Linked DNA regions of Homo sapiens: region 1 is linked to region 2. Evidence: chromatin contacts called from ENCODE Hi-C or POLR2A ChIA-PET data. All regions are on one chromosome and are shown on one strand. The core of a region is the stretch at or near the end of the contact, and the rest is flanking DNA. Distances in the headings are between cores, read along the strand shown. Region 1 holds the start of PRR11 (proline rich 11). Region 2 holds the start of MRPS23 (mitochondrial ribosomal protein S23).

The links. A loop is a pair of places that touch in the nucleus more often than their neighbours do. ChIA-PET counts read pairs that join two places held with the same protein, here RNA polymerase II (POLR2A). Pooled maps may share reads with other maps.
Region 1: a loop to region 2 is called in a map of naive thymus-derived CD4-positive, alpha-beta T cell, with 19 times the contacts of the local background. The contact joins the promoter of PRR11 here to the promoter of MRPS23 in region 2. A Hi-C loop is called at or near these places in 1 of 168 maps with a recorded cell type or tissue (naive thymus-derived CD4-positive, alpha-beta T cell) and 9 of 50 pooled maps. POLR2A ChIA-PET finds 5 or more read pairs at or near these places in 1 of 52 experiments (T-cell).

Annotation. Positions count from the first base shown.
Region 1 is chr17:59,153,472-59,160,560 of GRCh38, forward strand. PRR11 (proline rich 11) reads left to right here and starts at 2,275. Exons shown (of 10, transcript NM_018304.4): 1 at 2,275-2,334. SKA2 (spindle and kinetochore associated complex subunit 2) reads right to left here and starts at 1,715. Exons shown (of 4, transcript NM_182620.4): 1 at 1,660-1,715. The coding sequence starts at 1,692. RefSeq lists enhancers at 1,503-1,742, 2,403-2,452, 4,761-5,960.
Region 2 is chr17:57,847,762-57,855,300 of GRCh38, forward strand. MRPS23 (mitochondrial ribosomal protein S23) reads right to left here and starts at 2,283. Exons shown (of 5, transcript NM_016070.4): 1 at 2,206-2,283; 2 at 1,479-1,649. The coding sequence starts at 2,249. RefSeq lists enhancers at 2,264-2,593, 2,269-2,778.

The sequences.
Region 1 (7,089 bases), core at 1,025-3,524, 1.3 Mb after region 2:
ATGCTAAAAGTAATTGAAAGCCTTCAAATTAAATTTGTATATGAGAGGCACTCCAATTCATTAGCACAACAGAAGAAAATAAGATATATCAAGGCCTCACTTTTTCTGGGGTGGGAATGGGGGGTGGGTGAGGTTTCTTCCAGGATCACCACCCATCCTTTCCAAGGAAGAAGTTAGAGACCCAAGATTCAGCTTGAAGAAAGCAGGGCAGGCACAAAGGATACCTAAGCAGTAATGCCAGGGAATGGCGTGGGAAGGAGGGACGGATTACAAACGAAGAAAGAAGTCTTTTACTTTTTTAAAACTTAATCTTTTTTTTTTTTGAGACGTTGTCTCTGTCGCAAGGCCGGAGTACAGTGACGCGATCTCGGCTCACTGCAACCTCCGTCTCCCAGGTTGAAGCGATCCTCCTGCCTCAGCCTCCCGAGTAGCTGGGACTACAGGCGCGTGCCATCACACCCGGCTAATTTTTTTATTTTTAGTATAGACGGAGTTTCACCATGTTGGCCAGGGTAGTCTCAATGTCTTGACCTCTTGATCCGCCCGCCTCGGCCTCCCAAAGTGCCGGGATTACAGGCGTGAGCCACCGCGCCCGGCCAATCGTATTTAACAGACAAGCAAACAAACAAAAAAAGACAGGAGCTCAGTGGCAGGCGCTTCCTCCAAAGTCCAGGTTTTTAAGGAAAGCAGCCCAACCTGGGAAAAAAAAAAAAAAAGAAAAGAAAAGAAAAAAAAGATAATGCTGAACGAAAAGGGCTGAAGACAGAACAAGGACACTAAGAGGAAAAAAGCGCGGGCGATCAAGCTGGTAATCTAAGGATGGGAGGGAGGGAATAAAGAGAACAAGTGAGGGACGGATCCTTAAAGAAAACTAGGACAGCCCCCCAGCTGGGCGCCCCCCGAGCAGGCCAAACACGCCAGCAACAACGGGAGTGCTTTCCAATTCTTCGCCCCCGTTTTCTACTTTCACAGATGAATGAAAGTGCACAACTCCAGAGCAGGATGCCTTTCCTGTCTCAATCCCGCCCGCGCTCCGGGAGCGGAGCTCGTGGTTACGATCCCCTTCGCTCACACCTCTTCCCTCACCCACGGTTTGCCACCTCCGGATCAAACAGAAACGGGTTCCTTGGCCGTTAGGAAGTTGTGCATACAAGTCTAGCATCCTTTCTCAGACTTTCTCGGCCCGCCTTTTAGAACGTGAGCGGGTTGGCCCTACAGGGATTTCTCCTCGCCCCCGTCAGTTTATTCCCCACCCCACCCTCCGTTCCCCTTTCTTGGAGTGTGAACCACCTCTCCCTTCTTGGGACGCTTAGGGACCGTTCCATTCACATCTTTTTTGGTACAAACACAGAATGCGGTCTGCACCCGGCGCAGTTTCGTAAGGGGTGTAAAGGTGAGGGCAAGGAACAAGGAATTCCAAAGGCCCCGCACCCTCAGCATCTCCCGCCATTTCCCTGACGAGTTTCCCGGATGTAACCCCTTACCCGAGGCGGTTTAGACACCAGACGGTGGCGGCTCCCTTTGGTGCAGGAGGAGGGAACTCGACTCTGGTCCAGCCTCCGCCGCCCGGAGTTTCCGGCGACTCCAAATTGTGCCCCACCTCCGAGGCCATGGGGGAAAAATAAACTACCCAGTAGATCTCCTTCACTTTGCACTCACCATCAGTTCCAGCTTATCGACCTCCGCCTCCATGTTGAATAGTTGACATTCCGCAGACCGCGGCGGCGCTTAAGCCGCAAGCCGTACTAGCACGGAGGGCCTCCATTGGACAGCTGTCACTCAACATCTCGCACTCATTGGCTCCTCCGTTCCACCGGCTCCCGCCCATTGGAGACTGGGTAACGCCCCTCTGCATGAGACACATTTTCCTGTTGGGCAAAGGCACAAAACGCCGCAGGAGGATTGGCTGCTGTGCAAATTTTTTTTTCCATTGGCTGCCCCCTCCTCTCTACTTTCAATTTTGTAGTTAGGGCTCTGCAGAGAAGAGCTTGAGATTGGTGCAATTGGAAGAAGAGCCAACCAATCACACCAGAGCTTCCACCGACAGCAGAGGGGACGTAACACACCTTCTTTCCCCTCCGGCTTTCCTTCCCCTTCTCTCCCGCCTTCTCCTTATTCATACCAGAAGCGCCTCAGCTCTGATTGGCTGGAGCTCTGTGCTATCTCAGCCAATCACAAGCCGGGCTGTGCTCCTACACCATCCGAAGAGCGAATCGTGCAGAGACCGTGTCTACGATTGGCCTCTCCCTGACAAGGATTTAATTTTGAATTTTTCTTTATGGCGTGGGAGAGGCCACAGCCCGGACTCCATCGACTCCCCCGGCTCTTAGACTAGTAAGTGCAGGAACGATTATTTCTTTGTTATCTGAGCTCGCGTCTTGAGTAGCTGGGCCTGTTGCTGCTTGTGTTTTTATGGTTTAGGGAGGTGGGGACTTTGGCTGGACACGAAGGGGAAATGGAAAGGAGGAAGGGGAGGTTTGGGGCTGGGGAAGAAGTGCTCGGCCTGGCTTCATCTTAACCATACTTCTATTTAATTAACACTTCGCAAGATACGTTTTGGAGCAAAGCATCTGCCTTCCTTTTGAACATTTCTTTACATATTTGCTGCTCAATGCAAGTCCACAGATCAGCGGCATCCGCATCTCTTGTTTGCTTGTTACAAATGCAAATTATCGGACTCCACCCAAATTTACTAAATCAGAATATACATTTTAACAAGATTTCCCTGAGTGATTTCTATGCACATTAAAGTTTAAGTTGGTACATTTCTTGACTGGGAATATTACTATGTTACTCGATATTGTCTGGCATGCTGTTAGAGTGTCAATTTTAAATGCGTGTCCTGTTTACTGAGTGCCTAATACTGTGCGGGATGAGACTTTAGGGAGCTGCAGTCTCTTTGGAAAAACAAGACAGAACAAAAACAGCAATGCTTAAAAAAAAAAAAGCATAAAACATAAAATTTAAAAAAAGCAAGTACCCAGAAATAGTGCTATGGGTGTTCAAGAAGAATCAATTGGACTGCTAATGGAAATTAAGTAATTGAAGGCTATTTGTGGAGGAGCGCAAGAGACTTCCATAAAAATGTGTTTTAGGAAGATGGCAATGAAATGCAACAGTCATTTCCGTTGCTGCTACAGCTTTGAAAGTACCCCAGAACAAAGAACTTTTCTTCTCTTTCTTTCTTTTTTTTTTTTTTCTTTTTTTGTGACGGAGTCTCGCTCTGTCGCCTAGGCTGGAGTACAGTGGCACAATCTCGGCCCACTACAACCTCAGCCTCCTGAGTAGCTGGGAGTACAGGCGCACGCCAGCACGCCCGGCTAATTTTTGTATTTTTAGTAGAGACGGGGTTTCACCCTCTTGGCCAGGATGGTCTCGATTTCCTGACCTCGTGATCCACCAGCCTCAGCCTCCCAAAGTGCTGGGATTACAGGCGTGAGCCACCACGCTCGGCCGCAAAGAACTTTTCATATCATTGGGTGGAGTTTTCACAGAAGCAGCAGCGCCAACTCCTGCAAAAGACTGTAATTCTTACTGTATTATTTATTGCATCTTCCTATTGGAAAATAGCTTTAGACCCATCTTTTAGCCATATGAAGATGTGGTATGATATGAAGAAGTAAAAACCTCCCTAACCAAGAGAATTTGACAATATTAGAATATATTCCTTAACTAAAATAACACTTGCTAGCTAACACTTAGCAGGAATGCTTCTTTTCATTCTTTATTGAATGAAACATTATTTAGCTCCTGCTGTATTCTAGATGCTGGGAAAACAAAGATGAATGAAATTTGTCACACCCTTGAAAAGCTCACAGTCCAGCAGGATGACAAACATACAAGCAAAAATTACAATGAAATGTAATACATTTTATAATAAAGATGTGTATAAAGTGCTATAGAAGTGCAAAAGAGATGACATTTCAGCCAGTATAAATTCTGTAAGGAGGCTGGGCATGGTGCCTCACACCTGTAATCCCAGCACTCTGGGAGGATGAAGCGGGCGGATCACTTGAGGTAAGGAGTTCAAGACCAGCCTGGCCAACATGGCAAAATCCCATCTCTACTAAAAATACAAAAATTATCCGGGTGTGGTGGCACGCCCCTATAATCCCAGGTGCTCAAGAGGCTGAAGCAGGATAATCGCTTGAACCCAGGAGGTGGAGGTGGCATTGAGCTGAGATCACACCACTGCACTCCAGCCCGGGTGACAGAGCGAGACTCTGTCCACCCCCCCAAAAAAAAAAAAATTCTAGAAGGACAAAGACTATGTTGGTGTTGTTCAGGATTGTATGCCAGCACCTAGCATAGTACTTGGTGGATTATAAGCACTCAACTAATATCTATAAGATAAAATAACAGAATCTTGAAGGCTAGGTATAAGTTGACTTGGAAGAGGATACTCTAAACAGAAGGAAAGGCTGATAGAAAGAAACAGAAAGTATTTGGTGTTTAGTATACCTGGAAGTACAAACCGCTAGTCACTAGAAGAGACTATGGCAAAGGGCCATTAGAGCTAAGTTGTGAAAAGTTTTGAAAGGCATGCTAAGGAATTTAATTTTGTGAGTAAAGGAACCTTCAAATACTTTTAAGCAAGGGAATATCTAGATCTCATTTTGTTTTAAAGTATCAGTTCTGGTATGGAAAATGAACTGGCAAGGAGAAAGACTGAAGGCAGGAGAATCATTGAAGGAACACTCAGCAAACCCAAACTAAGAAACATTCTCCAAAACGACTGACTTGGACTCTTCAAAATTATAAATATGAAGAAGCAAATACATAAATAAAAAAGCTGGAGAATTGTTATGAATTAAAGGGTACTAAAGAGACACTACTGCTAAATGCATGTGGAACCAGGGTGGGAGAAGCTATAAGGGATATTGAGACAATTGGGGCAATCCGAATATGGGCTGTTTATTAGATCATTTCATAACAAGGTTAAATTTCCTGACTGATTGTGGTTTTGTTGGAAAATTTCCATGTTTATGTTAGAAAACAAAAGCTAAAGTATCTAAGAGTAAAGTATCATGATGTCTGCAACTAAATCTATTCAATCCAAAACTAAAAAAATTTATGTATGTATATATTTGTACATACGTACAGAAAGAGTGTGTGTACAAAGACGGCAATTGACAATTGGTAAATCTAGGTGAACTGTATATGAGTGCTTATTATACTATTGTAAATTTTTTATTTCCTGGAGCCTTGAAATTTTTCTAAGTAAAAACAGTAAAGGAAAATAGACAATAGTGAAAGACAAAAATGAAAAAAGTGAAGGCAACTGAAGTTAGAGGACAGAACGGAGGGGGATGGTAAGGAGAAGAGACAGGGTAAATTAATCAGAGAAATATTTCTGATTCATACTCACATTGGCCCACACCCAGGTGTGGTGTGCACCCAGTGCAGTGGCGTGATCTTGGCTCACTGCAACCTCCACCTCCTAGATTCAAGTGATTCTAATGCCTCAGCCTCCCGCGTAGCTGGGATTACAGCACACTCCACCACACCTGGCTAATTTTTCTATTTTCAGTAGAGACAGGGTTTCACCCTGTTGGTCAGGCTGGTCTCGAACTCCTGACCTCAGGTGATCCACCCACCTCAGTCTCCCAAAGTGCTGGGATTACAGGTGTGAGCCACCGCACCCAGCCTCCCACACCCTCTTTTTTTATAACCCTCTACTCCAATAGGAGCTCCATTGTCTCTGCATTCTTTTCACCTTCCTGGCCATGCCTTTTCTAGTTCTTTCTCTACCCACTCCTTATACATGGTGTTTCTCAAAGTTTGGTAATCAGCTCATAGATCTTTTCACTCCACATATTTCTCTGGGTAATTTCACTCATTTCTAGTGTTGTTATTTTCTCAAGCTACCTATACACTTATGAGTGCAGTATTTCTCTAGTGTCTTTCCCCTGAACTTCTGACTTTGAACATAGAACATAAGCAGTTAGATGTATTTAGATACCCTACTGTCGCTCCTATAATCAGGTCCTCATCCCCTAGACAGTTGCAGTAGGTTTGTAAGTGGTCTCTTTGTCTTCAGTCATGGTCCCATAAATCCAATTTCCACGATGCTGCCAAACCATTCTTTCTAAAGAAGAAATACGAGCATGACAATTATCTGCTTAAAATCCATTATTGTTTCTGATGTCTTGGTCCTTATCCACCCTCCAGCTTCATCACTCATTGCCCCCTGACAAAACTTTACGTTGCAGGATATGCTTTAGTCACACTGAGTCTTGTCTGAATCCCCTGACATACCTTTCTCTGAAATGTTTCCATGTTATTCCCTCTGATGGGATGAGTCCTCCCTAGGCCCACCTTAACCTAGCCCCTTCATCAAAGCTCAGCTTAGGCAAAACCTTTTCCAAAAACCTCAACCCTTATGGGAGAATTATGTACCCTTGCTTTATTTCTCCATTAATATCATATACATATCCCATCATAACCCATACACTATTGTATACCTGTTTACTTTCTGCTTACCCATCTCTCCCCACTGTAAACTCTTGGAGGGCAGGAATGTGTCTTATTCATTTTCATAGCAAGTTATCACTATATGTTGTTGAATTAAACTTGTATTTTAAAAAATCTGATATAGTAATCTCAAGCAGCAAAAAAAAAAGAATCAAAGAATAATAATGATAATAATGATAAAACTTATTGCCTGCCAGGCACTGTAAATACTTTACATGATTTACTCATGTACTCCTCAAAACTCTGAAGTAAGTTCCTATTAATATTATTATTTCACAGGGGAGGAAACTGACACAGAAAGGCTAAGAATCTCTTGAAGGTCATAAATAAGTTATGACAGTATAGTAGAGCCATGATTTGAACCTATGCAGTATAACTCCCTGGTCCTCATCCTTAACCCCTACAGTATACTTCCTCTTGTTGTTTGTTTGTTTGGTTGGTTGGTTTCGGTTTTGGTTTGGGGGTTTTTTCTTAGACTGAACCTCATTCCAATTTTTATATTTTTAGTAGAAATGGGGTTTCACTGTGTTTGCCAGTCTGGTCTCGAACTTGACCTCAAGTGATCCATCCACCCACCTTGGCCTCCCAAAGTGCTGGAATTACAGGCGTGAGCCA
Region 2 (7,539 bases), core at 1,033-3,532:
TCTCAGCTCACTGCAACCTCCACCTTCTAGTTTCAAGCGATTCTCCCACCTCAGCATCCAAAGTAGCTGGGACTACAGGTGCCCACCACCAAGCCCGGCTAATTTTTGGTATTTTAGTCAAGACAGGGTTTCACCATATTGCCCAAGGTGGTCTCGAACTCCTGAGCTCAGGCAATCTGCCCACCTCAGCCTCCCAAAGTGCCAGGATTACAGGCGTGGGCCACCGTGCCTGGCCCAGAAAAAAAAAATTCTTAAATAATCATTATCAATACTGACAAGGATAAAGTAAGAACTCTCAGAAACTGCTAATCAGAGTGTAAACTAAGACAACTACTTTTTTTTTGGTAGAGACAAGTCCTGCTATGTTGCCCAGGGTGGTCTCAAACTCCTGGGCACAAGCTATCCTCCCTTATGCCTCCCAAAGCACTAGGATTACAGGCACAAGCCACCACATCCAGCCTGTGATTTCTTTTTATGCTTTCTTTGTGTATCTAAATTTTCTACAAGTAGCATGTGTTGCTTTTATAATAAAAGAGGAAGTATTCTTGCCACTGAGCTTAAGAAAAAGAAAAAAAAAGAGAAAAGGGATGCTAAAAAAAAATAAAGAACACATGATTTTCCTTCAAATTCCTAGTGATTGTCTCTCTCTGTCGCCCAGGCTGGAGTGCAGTGGTGGGATCTCGGCTCACTGCAACCTCCACCTCCCAGGTTCAAGCAATTCTCCTGTCTCAGCCTTCCGAGTAGCTGGGACTACAAGCACCCACCACCATGCCCGGCTAATTTTTGTATTTTTAGTAGAGACGGGGTTTCACCATGTTGGTCTGACTGGTCTCGAACTCCTGACTTCAGGTGATCCGCCCGCCTTGGCCTCCCAAAGTGTTGGGATTACAGGCGTGAGCCACCGCACCCGGCCTCTCTTAGACTTTCAAGCATCCTTTCATCTGAGTGGCTTCAAAGAGCCGGACTACTAGATCCACAGACCACGTTCCTCCTATCTCCACTCGTGGAGAAGGCCGGCATAATGATCACCATAAGCTTGGAGTCAGAGATGTGATTCCCAGATCTGCCACCCTCCTATATATTTAGTAATTACAAGAAGTTAGCTAATTTCCTTGAGCTTCGCAGTCTCCTTGAATAAAATGGAAACAAGAATGCCTTCCTTACAAGTTAGAGTAAGGCCTTTAGAGAATGAGATAATGCTTGCAAAGAGCTTAGTACAGTGCCTGGCCCAAAGCAGATGCCCAGAAACATGCGGCTATAATTGCAATGATCTTTCGGTTGCTGGGCTCCAGATTCCACTTTTCAGAACTTCAGTTTCACTATGAGGAAGGGGTGCTGCCTCCCTAATTTGGCTAGATAAGCCTTCTCCACAGGGCAAACCCCTGACTCAATTTCATGTTTGAATTCCCAGACTGCTACCGAAACCTTCCCTTCTGAAGTTCTGTTGCCTCCTGTCCACTACAGGGCTGAGCACTCACGCTCTAATCCGATCCTCGTGGTACCAGATGTCTTGGATGGGAGCTTTGGCTTTGCCATATCGCACTCGAGGCCTTTGGAAGACGGGCTCCCTCAGCGGGGGAAAGGCGTCATATACGTCAAACCACAGGGGCTTCTCCTTCAGCACCCCGGCCCGAACCAGGTCCCGAGTCCTTAGGGAGGGAACAGAACGAAACTGGGTCACTTGCAGTAGCCTGCCAAAGCCCCTGAATCAGTCTAGCACAGTTTGGGACATTAAAGGTATTATGCGGTCTGCAACACAGAACGGGGAAGGACTGCTCCCCACCTACAGAGAAGATCTGTCCACATCCCAAACCAAACTTAACAACGCTCAGGAGAGTTAAATCCCTCTATCTTCTTTTGTGCGTCCCACCCACGTTCGGTCACGGAAAAATGCAAAGAGCGGTCTTGCATGACCTGATAAGGAAGGCCCATCAGGCTCTTCCTCCCTTCCTCTTCCTAGAGACCTCCACTCGGGGAGAGGCAGCTGCAATAATCTTTAACATGACACATAAATTCAAGGAGAGGCATCCTCAGGCACAACTATTCGGAGCCAGGAGAAAACATGAGAGGGCCTCACCCAGCTCAGCCCCCGCACCCTGCAATACGCCTCGCCCTGCTCAGGTCCGCTCCAAGGAAGAGCGTGACCGGCTGAGAACCCCAGCCTGGGGGAGGCACCCTCAGCCCACCACGGCTGGGAGCACACACCGAGAGAAGATGCTCCCTACGGTTTCCAGCCGGCTGCCTGCCATGATCTGCGCCTGGTACCGAGCGTGACTAGCTGCTACCGGAACCGGAAGCGGCTGCTCCAGGTAAAGGGCGCATAAGTTGCTGGCCGAGCCAAGGATCGCTGGGCTTTCACCGCAGCCCCTGCGGGAGAGCGGCGCAGGCAGAAGCAAGTGATAGGCCGAACGGGCGCGCTCCGAGGTTACTTGCCAGGTTCAGGCAGGAGCACTCGATAGCCGAGCCAAAAGGGCAGGAGCGAGCCAAAGCCGGACAGAAGTAATAAATGACCGAGCTGTGGGAGGGATTCATCATGATGGTTGCTTTACTCTCTCTCGCCTTGTTGAGCCAACTCCTCTGAAAAGGTGGGGCCGCGCGGAGGAGAAGTAGTGGGGCAGAGCAGGGGTGAAGCGCAGCCTACAGTCCTAGGGGAGCCAACAAAGGCCGAGATTTGAGGTCACCAGCTCTAGGCCCAGGCTGAGCCTAATGTTGTTTAGAGTCACAGACTACGCAGAAGAAAACCAAGGCCGGGGAGGGGCCGTCACTTGCCCAGCGTCGTGCTAGATCTCGGGCCTCCGCCTCTGGCTGTGTAGTGCTCCCCACTAAGCCCCTCGTCCCCGGAGTGCCACCTGCATCCACGCTAACTAGGATGCTGGCTGCAACTCGTGTTTCCCGCGGCCGGTGTCGCGGGCTACCTCCTCCTTGGAACTCGAAAAGTGAAAGTGTCCGGAACAAACAGACGCCGAGAGGGAAACGAAAAAATCTGGAGAAAGTCATCTCTCAGTGTTAAACTGTAAAAAAATATAAACTGTGTGTAGCATACCCTTTGACCCAGTAATCATATTTCGGGGAAAGAACCCCTTAGAAATTAAAGCATCAATTCATGAGGATGTTTGTGCAAGGATCATCGTTGCAGCATTGTTTGTAGTGGGAAAAAAAATCCATCAGATGAGAAATAGCTGGAAAATTATTGTTCATACTTTCTTTGGAACCCTATGCAGCTATTAAAATGAATGAGCTAGATCCACATGTATTTACCAAGGTTAAGGTACATGACTTATGTTTAAATGAAAAACGAAGTTGCAAAGAAACATGTTTAGTGGAATCTCAACGTGTTAGAAAAAAAAAAGGAAAAAGAAACACCTCTATATATGTTTGTGTTTGAGGATAGAAATTCTGCAGAAGGACACCCAAGGCTGTGAACATTGGATATCTCGGAGTGAAACTGCAGGCAGGCAAGGGAGAATTTTTTCTTCCTTTACACATGCTTCAGAGTTTGACTTGTAAAGAGATTGTATTCATATTTGAACTTTTAATCCAATGAATGTTTTGAATCACACACAATGTCTCCTGGGAGCCTAGTCAAGTCATCCTAGAGTCCTCCCACTCTGAGGCTGGTGAAGGGGAGGACGGGACTGTTTGATGAGTAGTTACTGCTTGTGTGTGTTATCTTACTGAATCCACATACCTTCCCATAAGGTAGCTATTAACATCCTCATTATAGATGAGAAAGCAAGGCCTCAGGAAGTTACATAACTTGTCTGATAAGCAACTGATAGAGCCAGCCTTGGGGGGGTGGGGCAGCCAGGGCCCTTTCCAGTGCCTCACAATGCCGCCTAAGCTATGCCTAAAGCTCGAGGCTGGTAGGCTCAAGAGTCCAGCAGAACGCCGCTCCCCACCCGCCCCCCCCACAACACACACACACACACACACACACACACACACACACACGCACGCCAGGGATCCAGTGATTTGAGGCCCAGGGCTAACCTGAGGTGGATTTCACTGCTGCCTCCAGACCCTCTGGAACAGAGAAGAGAGAGCACAGCTCTGGCCCCAGGCCAGGTGTAAAGGCTCTAGTATCCCAGCCCTCAGGAGGTCTAAAAGACCTTGCTCTGGGGAGAGTAAACATGCTCCCAGCTAAATATAGTCTTCCCAGGCCTCATAACAACTTTCTAATTCTGTCCCAGCCAGCAAGCACTATCTGCCAGCCCAGATTACAGGCACACTTCTCTTCTCCCACCAGGAACTGCTACTGTAGGTTAGTGCAGTCACTGCAGCTAAAGAGTTAAAGGGTTTATTCCAAGATCAAGGAGGGGAACCAAAGACGCAAACCCTCAATAGGGGAAGAACTGCAAGGCAGAAATGTTCTCGCTAATCTTGGGGTGGTCCCTTCCTCTTCCAAGCCTTTGAAGTTTCCCTTTCCAGCCTGCTTCTGTGACTGAGAGCAGAATATTGGTGGGCAGACTTGGGGGTACTTTGGGGATAACAGCCTTCTGAGGCTACACAAGAAGTACACACCCAAGAAACATTCATTCATAATACAGGAGCAAGCTGTCGGGCAGCAGGGGGCAGGCAGAATGGACATTTGAGGCTGTCTTCTTGAGTGGGGACCACAGCCGCCCAAGGCTGTGAGGGCCTGGGGCACTTACACCACGCACCACTGTGCCGCGGGAGGTACCAAGGAACCTCAAGTGTCTCATTCAGTTGTTCAACCACCTGCTGACATAGGTAATGTCCTGCTAATCTTACAGATAAGGAAGTGGTGCTTGTAAACTCCCAAAGGCCATGTTCCTACAACACCACTCGGCCTCATATTAATCCCACTGTCTCATTGTAGACGTGCCCACTAATTGCTTCACTCTGAGCAAGTTATGTAACTTTTCGAGCCTCTGTTTCTCCAACTGTTAAAATGTGGAGCTGGGCTCAGTGGCTCATGCTTGTAATCCCAACATTTTGGGAGGCCAGTGTGGGAGGATTGCTTAAGCCAGGAGATCAAAACCAGCCTGGGCAAAATTAGCCAGGTGTGGTGGTGCATGCCTGTAATCCCAGCTACTCAGGGGACTGAGGTGGGAGGATGGCCTGAGCCCAGGAGTTCAAGGCTGCAGTGAGCCATGATCACACCACTGCACTCCAGCCTGGTCAACAGAGCCAAGACCCTGTCTCAAATAATAATAATAATAATAATAATAATAATAATAATAATCTGGATGGCAGTGTCAACTATCTTCGTGGCTTGTTGCAAAAGTAAAAGAGATCATTCATGTAAAGCACTAATCACGGCACCTGGGACATAGTGAGTGCCTGTGAGCAGCAACAAGCCTGATGGCTGTAACAGCAACACGATTGCTGTTGTGCTGTGTCATCCACCCATTGCCACCTGGACTGCAGCATTTTGATAATATTTCATAGATTGCCTTACTGTTTTACTTTCTTGTTAGATGATCCGTTCGTTCCAGAAGCATATAAACACCTACCTGACTATTCTGAGTCTTAGAGAATCCAACGGTCCAGTAGGGAAGACAGAGAGGTAAATACATAAATATTAAGTTATGTGCTGAATAGCTTGTTGATTGTATGAAGTTTGCTAGGCCTGCCCTAACACCACTTGCACACAAAGTGGGTGGCTTAAACACAGATTTATTTTCTCCCTATTCTGGAGGCCAGAAGTCCAAGATCAAGGTGTCTGCAAGTTTAGTTTATTCTGCACTTGGCTAGTTTCTCCTTGCCTTGGAGACAGCTTTCTTCTCCCACGTCTTCACATGGTCTTTCCTCTGTGTGGGAAGGTTTTGTCCTAATCTCTTCTTATGAGGACACCAGTCTTATTGGATTAGGGCCCACCCTACTGACTTCATTTTAACTTAATTACCTCTTTAAAGACTACCTCCTATTATAGTCACATTCTGAGGTACTGGAGTTAGGACCTCAACATATGATTTTTGGGGAGACACAGCTCAGCCCCTAACATAGATCAGTAAGTGCTGAATAGTTCCCATTTGCCCAAGCAGTTCCACACCCACTCTCTGCCGTCCTTCGCCCTGTTCTGTGCCTCGGGAGGCTGGCTTCTGTGGCCTGCATCCACCAGCTCCTTGCCCTCTGCTTCTGGCTGGATTCCAGTTGGTACTGCCAGCGGGCTCCCTCCTGGAACATAAAGTTCTAGAACATAAAATCACAGCTCTCTCACCAGGTTCCAGCCACCGTCCCTCTCCTGCTCCTTCAAGCCTAGACGTAGTTGGCAAGCTGTACCCCTCTGTTATTAGCCACGGGGTCTAGGCCATCCCTTGTGGCTTCCCATCACTCTGCCCACATCTTTGTGACAATGCCCGTATTTAAATAGTGCGTGGAGGTCAGGCGTGATGGCTCATGCCTGTAATCCCAACACTTTGGGAGGCCAAGGCGGGTGGACCACTTGAGGTCAGGAGTTCGAGACCAGCCTGGCCAACATGGCGAAACCTCGTCTCTACTAAAAATAAAATAAAAAATAAAAAATAAAAAAAATTAGGCGGGTGTCATGGCACACACCTGTAATCCCAGCTACTTGGGAGGCTGAGGCAGGAGAATCACTTGAACCCAGGAAGCGGAGGTTGCAGTGAGCTGAGATTGCACCACTGCACTCCACCCTGAGTAACAGAGCAAGACTCCGTCTCAAAAATAAATAAATAAATATTGTGTGGGAATTTGTCAGACAAAATGAGGAAGAGCATCATCCCCAGTAGTGGAACAGCTTTGGTAAGTGAAACTCCCAGCACACTGATGAAATCATGAATGCTGCTACTCACCTATGACAGCTAAAATCAGGGAGCAATTAGCTTTAAAGGGAGGAAAGCAATACAGTATATTCAATACACAGTTTAAGAATTATGTCAGGCCAGCTGTGGAGGATCATGTCTGTAATCCCAGCACTTTGGGAGGCCAAGGCGGGAGGATGACTTGAGGCCAGGAGTTTGAGACTAGCCTGGCCAACATAGCGAGACCTTGTCTCTACAAAAAAAAAAAAAAAAAAAAAAAAAAAAAGAAGAAGAAAAGAAGAGAAAGAAAAAAGTTAGCCAGTGCAGTGGCACAAGCTGGTAGTGCTAGCTACTCATGAGGCTGAGACAAGAAGATTGCTTGCGCCCAGGAGTTCGCAGCTGCAGTGAACTATGATCGTGCCACTGCACCCCAACCTGTGTGACAAAGTGAGCCCTTTTCTCTAAAAAAAGAGAGAGAGGATTATATCAGGATCCGTTAAAAAAAAAAGAATTGTAGGCTTCCTGAGTCTGAGGACCAGGAGGATGAAGGGCAGGGAGGGCTATTAAAGGAGGAGGCAGCCAGGCACAGCTGCTCACGCCTGTAATCCCAGCACTTTGGAAGGCCGGGGTGGGTGGATCACTTGAGGTCAGGAGTTCGAGACCAGCCTGGCCAACGTGATGAAACCCCGTCTCTACTACAAATTTAAAAATTAGCCAGGCATGGTGGTTGGCACCTACAATCCTAGCTACTCGCTACTTGGAAGGCTGAGCCAAGAGAATTGCTTGAACCCAGGAGGCGGAGGTTGCAGTG